Regions from separate parts of the Homo sapiens genome. Here region 1 is linked to region 2. A link is an interaction called in ENCODE POLR2A ChIA-PET data of the cell type or tissue named here. Cell type or tissue: GM12878. All regions are shown on one strand. Region 1 overlaps STARD9 (StAR related lipid transfer domain containing 9). Region 2 overlaps PLA2G4E (phospholipase A2 group IVE).

Region 1 (5,000 bases), 620 kb before region 2:
AAGTTACTTAAACTTTGTAAACTTCAGTTTCTTTAGGTATAAAATGTTTATTTTTGTATCTGTAATACAGGTTTGTTGTGAAGATTAAACAAAGTAATACACGTAATTAGGGACAAAGGAGCTGCTAACTCAAGACTACACTCCCTGTTCTTTTTTTTTTTTTTAATTGAGACAGGGTCTTGCTCTGTCCCCCAGGCTGGAGTGCAGTGGCACAATCTTGGCTTACCACAGCCTTGACCTCCTGGGCTCAAACGATCTCCCTACCTTGGCCCCCCAGCAGCTGGAACTACAGGTGTGCATCACCATGCCCAGCTAATTTTTTTGTATTTTTGTAGAGACAGGTCTCCCCATGTTGCCCAGACTGGTACTGAACTCCTGGACTCAAGTGATCCACGTACTTCAGCCTCCCAAAGTGCTGGGATTACAGGTGTGCGCCACTGTGTCTGGCTCTTTATTTATTTTTTTCTTGAGACATGGTCTTATCCTGTCAGCTAGGCTGAAGTGCAGTGGCACAGTCATAGCTTACTGCAGCTTCAAACTCCTGGGCTCAAGGGATCATCTCGCCTCGGCCTCTTGAGTAGCTAGGATTACAGACATTTTTATTAGTTTTCTCTTTGTTAGTTTATTTGTTTTAATAATCAGTGTTAAGTTGTCATCAGTTTAAACGAATGGGTTATTTGCAAGCCTTATGGTAACCTCAAATCAAAAAACCTACAAAAGATACACAAAAAATAAAAAGAAATTAAAACATGTCACCAGAGAAAATCACCTTCACAAAACAGGAAGACAGGAAGAAAAGAAAGAGGGAAGAAAAGACCACAAAACAACCAGAAAACAAATAACAAAATGGCAGAAGTCCTTACTCATCAATAATAACTTTGAATGTAAAGGGACTAAACTCTCCAATCAAAAGACAGAGTTAAATGGATTTAAAAAACAAGACCCAACAATCTGCTGCCTACAGGAAACACATTTCACCTATAAAGACACATATACACTGAAAACAAAGGGAGAGAAAAAGATAACCCATGCAAATGGAAACCAAAAAAGAGAAGTAGCTACATGTGTATCAGAAAAAATAGATTTCAAGACAAAAACTTAAAAGAGACAAAGGTCATTATATAATCAGAAAGGGGTCAATTCAGCAAAAGGATGTAACAATTATAAATATATATGTACCCAACACTGGATCACCCAGATATATATAAAGCAAATATTATTAGAGCTAAAGAGAGAGAGACCTCAATACCGTAATAGCTGGAGACTTCAACACCCCACTTTCAGCATTGGAAAGATCATTCAGACAGAAAATCAACAAAGAAATGTTGGACTTAATCTGCACTGTAAACCAAATGGAACTAATAGATATTTACAGAACATTTCATCCAATGGCTGCAGAATACACATTCTTCTCCTCAGCACATGGATCATTCTCAAGAATAGACCATATGTTCGGCCACAAAACACATCTTAAATAATTTAAAAAAAAAATCTTCCTGAAAGGTGGGTTAAGGAAAAAATAAATAAAAATAAATAATAAAACAATTCCAAAAAGCTGAAATCATATCAACTATCTTCTATTACCACAATGGAATAAAATTAGAAATCAATAACAAGAGGAATTTTGGAAACCATACACACACATGGAAATTAAACAACATGCTCCTGAATGACCACTAGGCCACTGAACAAAATAAGAAGAAAATTTTAAAATTTCTTTTTTTTTTTTGGAGACGGAATCTCGCTCTGTCACCCAGACTAGAGTACAATGGCGTCATCTCAGCTCACTGCAACTTCTCCCTCCCGAGTTCAAGCAATTCTCATGCCCTGGTATCCCAAGTAGCTGAGACTACCGGCGCACACCACCACGCCTGGTTTTTTTTGTATTTTAGTAGAGACAGGGTTTCACCATGTTTCCCAGGCTGGTCTTGAACTCCTGAGCTCAGGCAGTCTGCCCAACTTGGCGTCACAAAGTACTAGGACTACAGGTGTAAGCCCCATGCCTGGCCTAAATTTCTTGAAACAAATGGATACGGAAACAGAAGAAACAAATGGGATACAGTGTAAGTACTACTAAGAGAAAAGTTTACAGCAATAAGCATCTATATCAAAAAAGTAGAAAAACTTCAAATAACCTAATAATGCATCTTAAAAACTAGAAAAGTGGCCAGGCATGGTGGTCCATGTCTGTAATCCCAGCACTTTGGGAGGCCAAGGCAAGAAGATCACTTGAGCCCAGGAGTTCAAGACTAGCCTGGGCTCAAGCTCTATAAACTCTTGCAATATAGTAAGACTCCATTTCTATTTTTTTAATTAAAAAAAAAAAAGAGCTAGAAAAGTAAGAGCGAATCAAACACAAAATGAGCAGAAGAAAAAAACTTAGAGCAGAAATAAATGAAATTGAAATGAAAAAAGCAATACAAAAGATCAATAAAAATGAAAAGTTGGTATTTTGAAAAGATAAAATCGATAAGCCTTTAGACAGATGAAGAAAAAAAGAGAAGACTCACATAAATAAAATCAGAAATGAAAAAGGAAGCATTACAACTGACACTGCAGAAATCCAAAGTCCCATTAGAGACTACTATGACTATATACCAATAAATTGGAAAACCTAGAAAGAAATGGATAAATTCCTAGACACATGCAATCTACCAAAATTGAACCATGACGAAATCCAAAACCTGAATAGAACAGTAACAAGTAATGAAGCTGTAATAAAAATCTCCCAGCAAAGAAAACCCCAGAACCTGACAGCTTCACTGCTGAATTTTACCAAACATTTAAAGAACTAATACCAATCCTACTAAAACTACTCCAAAAAAATGAAAAAGGGAATACTTGCAAACTCATCTTTTAAGGCCAGTATTACCCTGATACCAAAACCACATAAAGATACATCAAAAAAAGAAAATTACAGGCTAATATCCCTGATGAACATTGATGCAAAAATCTTCAACAAAATACCAGCAAACCAAATTCAACAACATGTGAAAAAGATCATTCAGGCTGGGCGTGGTGGTTCATACCTGTAATCTCAGCACTTTGGGAGCCCGAGGCAGGGAGATCACAAGGTCAGGAGATCGAGACTATCCTGGCTAACGTGGTGAAACCTGGTCTCTACTAAAAATACAAAAAATTAGCTGAGTGTAGTGGCACGCACCTGTAGTCCCAGCTACTTGGGAGGCTGAGGCAGGAGAATCACTTGAACCCAGAAGATGGAGGTTGCGGTAAGCCAAGATTGCACCACTGCACTCCAGCCTGGGCGACAGAGTGAGACTCAGTCTCACAAAAAAAAAAAAAAAAAAAGAAAAAAAAGATCATTTATCGTGACCAAGTGGAATTTATCCTAGGGATGCAAGGATGACTCAACATATGCAAATCAATGAATGTGATACATCATGTCAACAGAATGAAGGACAAAAACCATATGATCATTTAAACTATTGTTGAAAAAGCATTTGATAAAATTCAACATCCTTTTTATGAGAAAAAAAAACCCTTGAGAAACTGGGTACACAAGGAACATACCTCAACACAATAAAAGCCATATACAAGAAGGGATCCACAGCTAGTATCAGACTGAACAGGAAAAAACTGAAAGCCTTTCCCTCTAGGATCTGGAATAAGACAACAATGCCCATTTTCACCACGGTTATTCAATGTAGAAGTCCTAGCTAGAGCAATCGGACAAGAGAAAGAAAGAAAAAGCATTCAAATTGGAAAGGAAGAAGTCAAATTATCCCTGTTTGCAGATGATATATTTGGGAAAACCTAAAGACTCCACCAAAAACCTGTTAGAACTCATAAACAAATTCAGTAAACTTGCAAGATACAAAATCAACATACAAAAATCAGTAGCATTTCTATATGTTAACAGAGAACAATCTGAAAAAGAAATCAAGAATGCAATCCCATTTACAATAGCTACAAATAAGATACCTAGGAATAGTCTTAACCAAAATGAAAGACCTCTACAATGAAAACTATAGGCCAGGCACAGTGGTTGAGGCCTGTAATCCCAGCACTTTAGGAGGCTGAGGAAGAAGATCCCTTGAGTGCAAGAGTTGAATATCAGCCTGGCAACATGGTGAGACCTTGTCTCTACAAAAAATAAACAAAATTAGCAGGGTGTAGTGGTGTATACCTATAGTCCTGGCTACTTGGGAGGCTGAGGTGGGAGGATTGCTTGCACCCAGGAGGTCATGGCTACAGTGAGCAATGATCACGTCCCTGCACTCCAGCCTGGAAAACAGAGCAAGAGACTGTCTTGGGGAAAAAAAAGAAATTTAACTGGGGTAGTATGAGAAATACTTGCAATCTCTACCAAAATACCAATGACATTCTTCACAGAAATAGAAAAAACAATCCTAAAATTTTTATTGAACCACAGAAGACCCAGAATAGCCAAAGCCATCCTGAGCAAAAAGAACAAAACTGAAGGAATCATATTACCGTACTTCAAATTATACTACAGAGCTACAGTAGCCAAAACAGCACGGTACTGGCATAAAAACAGACACGCAGACCAATAGAACAAAACAGTGAACCCAGAAAGACATCCACACACCACAGTGAACTCATTTTTGACAAAGGTGCCAAAACATACACAGGGGAGAAGACAGTCTCTTCAACAAATGGTGCTGGGAAAACTGGATATCCACATGCAGAAGAATGAAACTTGACCCCTATCTCTCACCTTATATAAAAATCAAATCAAAATGGATTAAGGACTTAAATCTAAGACCTCAAACTATGAAACTACTAAACATTAACACTGAGAATACTCTCCAGGACATAGGTCTGGGCATAGATTTCTTGAATAATACACCAGAAACACAGGCAACTAAAGCAAAAATGGATGAATGGGATCACATCAAGTTAAAAAGCTTCTGCATAGCAAAGGAAACAATCAACCAAGTGAAGTGACAACCCACAGAACAGGCGAATATATCTGCAAACTATCCATCTGACAAAGGATTAATAACCAGAATACATAA
Region 2 (5,000 bases):
TCGCCCTCTGTCTCCTCCCCACTCTCTCTTCCTGGAATCGATTTCCAAGAGCACCCGCTTTGCCCACACGGAGCACTCCTTGCTCCTCCTTTCGGTTAGGGCCTGTTGGGGTGAAGTGGAAGGAGAGGCACTTAGGCATCGTGGAGCCAGCTGCCAGGTGACTCCCAGAGCCCCTTCTCAAGACAAAGATCTGAAACTGGGCTCTGGGGACCATGCCAGAGTCCACAGCACCCAGTTCTACAGTTCAGCCCATGGATGTGGCTTGACTTAGCAGCACTGTTTGTGCAGTGCTGTTTCCTGGCAGCCCTAACCTCCCCCCTCATCCCAGAGCCTGCTGCATTTCCAGGCCACGGGGGCCAATGGAGGCATCTCAGTGGGCAGAATCCTCCCCACCCCTGTCTTTGGGTGGCATTTTAAGAGATCAGGAGAACTGAAAGCCCCTCCCACACTGCCCACCCCTGGCCCCATCCAGAGGGGAAGTTGGCCCCCAAGGGGGAAAAAGCTGTATATCCAGGCCCCACAGGTGGGGAGCATCCCTGCTCACCGGTAACCACACAGGAATGACTCAAGCGCCACAGGGATCCCGAAAGGCTAGGGAGGGCCTGAGAGGGGCAGAGAAGACACAGAGCCCTGAGATTGAGTGTACATTTTAACAAGAGGAGCTATCTATGTCCAAAGCAGTTATAGAATAACAACGTTCCCATCTTGTCACCAGGGAGTTTAGAGGCAGAGGAGAACAATGAGAGCTGGGAGTGGCCAAGAAAGGCTGCACAGAGAGCCTGGGGTCTGAGAGGGGCAGGACCTGAGTATCCAGAGGCCTTGGGAGCCCGATCTTGGGGAGAGGCTGTCCTGAGGGAGGGGAGCCACACCCCCTGAGCACCTGCCTGGCTGACCTGTAGCCAGACATCCACACACTACCCGATGCTCCCAGCAACTTGAGGAGAGGCCCTGGAGGCCCATTTTGCAACAAGAGGTTAATGATTGCCTAAGAGGGAAGTAGGGTCTGGTCCCAGGTGTGGAGAGTGTGGCAAGAGAGGAGACAAGCCAGGTATGGAGAACCAGGAAGTGAGGCAGAGGAGGGATTGGATGCCTTCAAAGTGTTGGGGTACCTGGGGTCTTGAGGAAGAGATTGCATGACTTCCTGAGGCCTTGTATGCAGCTTGTGCTAGAGTGCAGGTGCGGAGAGTCTGGGAACTTGTAGGAAGCTGTCACTCCAATGCAGGGCTGAGTGTGAATGGATAAGTGTGGGAGGGCCCTGAGCCCCAGAGACAGCAAAGGGACCAAGCAGGATTCCAGAGACAGAGCCTCTGGAGGGCAATGTGTCCAGAGCCTGCGCCAGCAGGAGTGGCTCCAGTAGCCTCCAGTTTGGGTCTGTGTCTGCCAAGTGGCCAACCAAAGGGCCAGGGACTTTTCCTCAAGCTTCTTGGGGTCTTTCCCAGCCTATCGGTGAATGATTTGAGGATCCAGGGAGTGTCCTCTGGATCCAGGACGTGGCCACCTCTCTTGCCTTTCTTGTCCATGCCACGGTGGTCACTCAGACACTTTCCCACTCTTGGGCAGAGTTCACCCTCATCCTTGGGACAACCCAGCTCCCACATATCCACAGCAGTGCTTACCTTCCTCCAACCCCTTCTGCTTTTTATTTTTATTTTTATTTTTATTTTATTTTGAGACAGAGTCTCACTCTGTTGCCCAGGCTGGAGTGCAGTGGCTCAATCTCATCTCACTGCAGCCTCGACCTCCTGGGCTCAGGTGATCCTCCCATCTCAGCCTGCCAAGTAGCTGGGACTACAGGCATGGGCCACCACACCTGGCTAACTTTAAAAAAAAAAAATTATTTGTGGAGACAGGGTTTCACCATGTTGCCCAAGCTGGTTTCGAACTTCTGGGCTCAAGTGATCCTCTGTCTCAGTCTCCCAAAATGCTGGGATTACAGGCGTGAACCACTATGCCCAGCCCTCCAACTCCTTTTGAGGTGTGTCTGTCCCAGCCTCTCCAGTCACCTGGCTGCATGCCCCCATGCATGCCTGCACCTGCATGCTCAGACTTCCCACTGTCCAGGGTCCTTTCTTCTGTCTTCTTCCTGCCACACCTGTCACTCAGCAGGTGACGGGGTGTGAGGAAGAGCAGGCAGCTAGAGAAACAGGCTGTAGTCTGGCTCTACAAGCCTCCTCCCTTCCCTACATGCCCCTTGGGCAGACAGGCTGCCTTTGGGCGATACCTGGCCCTCTTTGGAAACCCCCCTGTTGCTTACGTTTTCCTCATTTCCCCGAAGAACAAGGCGGAAGGCACATGTGGCATCTCGGGGTGCCAACCCCAGTCATGTCTGGTCTGGATTCCACAGTTGCTGCAGGCTGGGCTGTGTTGCTACCTTGCCTGGGTTAGATTAAGACTATCCCGATGTCTTTTAGGTCCTGGGTTACCCTTGTCCCAAATTTTTTCCTTCTAGTTTGAATCCAAAATAAACAGCACTTCCATTTAGTCTTGTAACTTGTGCCTGAGTCTCCTAAAGTTTCCAAGAGGCCAAATGGCAGTGAATACTCAAGATTCAGGGCTGACTCCTCGATAACTGAAAGAGCCTTGGGCCAGGACTGAGAGACAATCAGGCCTAGAAACCTCCCAGTTGTCAGGAGTTTTTGTTTCTCTTGAGAAATTAAAACTGAAACCAGCACCCCAAGGGATATCAGACAGGTGTCTCCAGAGGTATTAGAGAGACAAAGTTCTGAACATCTATAGAGATGATTGAGTCATCTCTGCCACCCACATTCCAGGAAAGGAGACATGTCATTCAGATGACCAAGCCCTCTGTCACTCCACTAGGAACAAGGATTAGAACTTATCTGTGCCTAGGAAATCCCCATAGTCCATGAAATTCTCAGAACCAGGTCACCGTTGCCTAACCATTCATTGCTGGGGGTGGACAGGGGAAGCAGCTCTCTGCAAAAGAACTGAAAAACTAATGCTTGGAATGTGGGTGTCTGATCAATCTTGTCTCTGCCAGGAATATTTCTTTATCTTAACTAGACATTTAAGCCTTAGGCCAAAAATACTGAGTTTTTATTTAATGGGCTTTATCGGAGAATTTTAGGCATGGACGAATGACAGGAAAACAATTTTAGAGGGAAGGGGCTCTTACAGGGTCCATCAAATCATGCGCGCCAAGTGCATTACAGAACCAGTAGGTATAGAGCTGGCACCCTGCCTGCAGGCTCCCAGCGTACCGGAGACAGACCTGAAGGGTGTGGTCCAGGCCCGGGGTGGGGGGGCCAGTGTTCTGGAAAAGCCAAGGGAAGGGTTCAAGAGGGCTGAGCAGGTTCCTGGTGAGTCTCCCTATCAGCAGAGCAATGAGACACACTGACCTCTGACCTGTATCTGCAGTGATGTATCTGTACCTGTATCCTGTGGCCACAGTGTGATGGAGACAGATGAGTCCACCTGTTGTTGCAGAGCAGCATAGGGGTGCTCCCCAGGAGAGGAACAGAGGACTCTGGGCTCTGGGGTACCTGGTCCAGACTTGGGTGCTCAGGGAAAGCTTCCAGAGGAGGTTCCTACTGAAGTCCCAAGGGGCTAGCAAGGAGAAGGGTGGGTGAAAGTGGAAGAGTGTTCTGGGCAGAGGGAGCTACATGTGCAAAGGCAGTTTTGAATACAAGTGACTGTGTTTGGCTGGAGTCTAAACGGTGAGTGCGTGTGTGTAAGTTTGAGTGAATGCGTATGTGTGTAAATGTGTGTGAATGTACATGTGTGCACACATACACATGCTCGCACACACAGGGCAGGGGTGGGGTATTAGGGAGGGTGGAGAGATGAGACTGAGGCTGGGGAAGTGAGCAGGGTCAGCCACTTTGAGTGGCTGGGACTCCTTCCTGAGGGCAGAAGGGAGCCCCTGGAGGATCTCGAACTGGGGAATGGCATGGTCATATCTAAAAAGCTCCTTGTGGCTTCTCTTTGGAGAAAAGATTAGAGTGGGGCAAGACAGGAGATGGGAAGCCTATCTGGGAAGTGGCCTCAGAGATTATGGTGGTCTACACCAGGGCAGTGGCAGGGCAGATGAGAAGTTGGGGGTCCTGAGAGAGACAAAGGGTTAAATCAACTGAATGTGAGAGTCAAGGATGACACTGATTTCTGGCCTGGACACCTGAGTGATGATAAGGAAGAGCAGGTTGAGCATAGAAGGGAAGAGTAGGTTGATGAGGTCATCATTTTCTTTTGATTCTGTTGGGTTTCAATCATTCTTTTTGTCTGGATTAAGTGATTATCATGACATCTAAAAGAGAGTGTCATCTCACCTTTCTTCAATAGGAGGAGGGCTGTGAATTCCAATTCACTGGATGATGAGGCCTCAAAGATTAACCAGACTTCAGGGATGAAATCAGAAGCTAGGAACACCTGTGATTTAGATCAGGGCTGTTGATTCTGATAAACCTTTCAGTGTGGTGACAACGCAGGGCGAAGAAAGCCCTGGCTCCACTCTCATCAGTGACTATTAATAATTAAAAACTAGTTTGAATCAGTCCTACCAGTGTAGAACTCCCATCCTCCTGCCAGCTTTACCATCGAGAGGACTCTCTGACACTGGAAACTGCTGGCTTTCACCATTTCCTATGTATCTGGTGTGTACCCTGGGCCTCACCCTCACCAACTGCCAGGAGAGTGACAGGGGCAGTCATGGCCCCTCTGCCTCCCTCCTCCCAGGTAGACTAGAGCAGGGAGCCAGTCTGGGCTACTATTTTCACCCTATCCCTTCTGTTGCTCCAGGTGGAAGACTTAGGAGACCTTCTGTCATTTTGGGAGGGCTTGTTGGGGTCAAAGCCTCTGTCCCTTCTCCAGAGCATATCCAGCAACATCACACTTGGGTTGTTCATTTAGAATGAAAAAGAAGTATGTGGCCACAGAGGGGAGGGTTTCTTGGGCCATAACCTGATGCTGCAGATCAGGATAGGTAAGAAGAGCCTGGCTGGATGCAGTGGAGGCATTAAGCCATATGGAGATGGGGGTTCCTG

What was found. ChIA-PET counts read pairs that join two places held together with the same protein. Peaks named below come from ENCODE experiments on the same cell type or tissue, not always from the same donor. Only the 100,000 strongest peaks of a DNase experiment are listed, where the experiment ranks them.
Region 1: POLR2A ChIA-PET joins it to region 2 with 5 read pairs; 1 of 35 experiments calls an interaction of 5 or more read pairs at or near these places.

The regions. Positions count from the first base shown.
Region 1 is chr15:42,628,310-42,633,309 of GRCh38, reverse strand. All of the region lies in intron 3 of STARD9 (StAR related lipid transfer domain containing 9), which reads right to left. Among named protein-coding and RNA genes, the nearest start is that of STARD9, 55 kb to the right of the region's middle. In GM12878, no CTCF peak of the experiment used is centred here; no DNase peak of the experiment used is centred here; H3K4me3 peaks cover 307 bases; H3K27ac peaks cover 1,061 bases.
Region 2 is chr15:42,008,399-42,013,398 of GRCh38, reverse strand. All of the region lies in intron 2 of PLA2G4E (phospholipase A2 group IVE), which reads left to right. Among named protein-coding and RNA genes, the nearest start is that of PLA2G4E, 10 kb to the left of the region's middle. In GM12878, no CTCF peak of the experiment used is centred here; a DNase peak (open chromatin) is centred at 2,678; H3K27ac peaks cover 606 bases.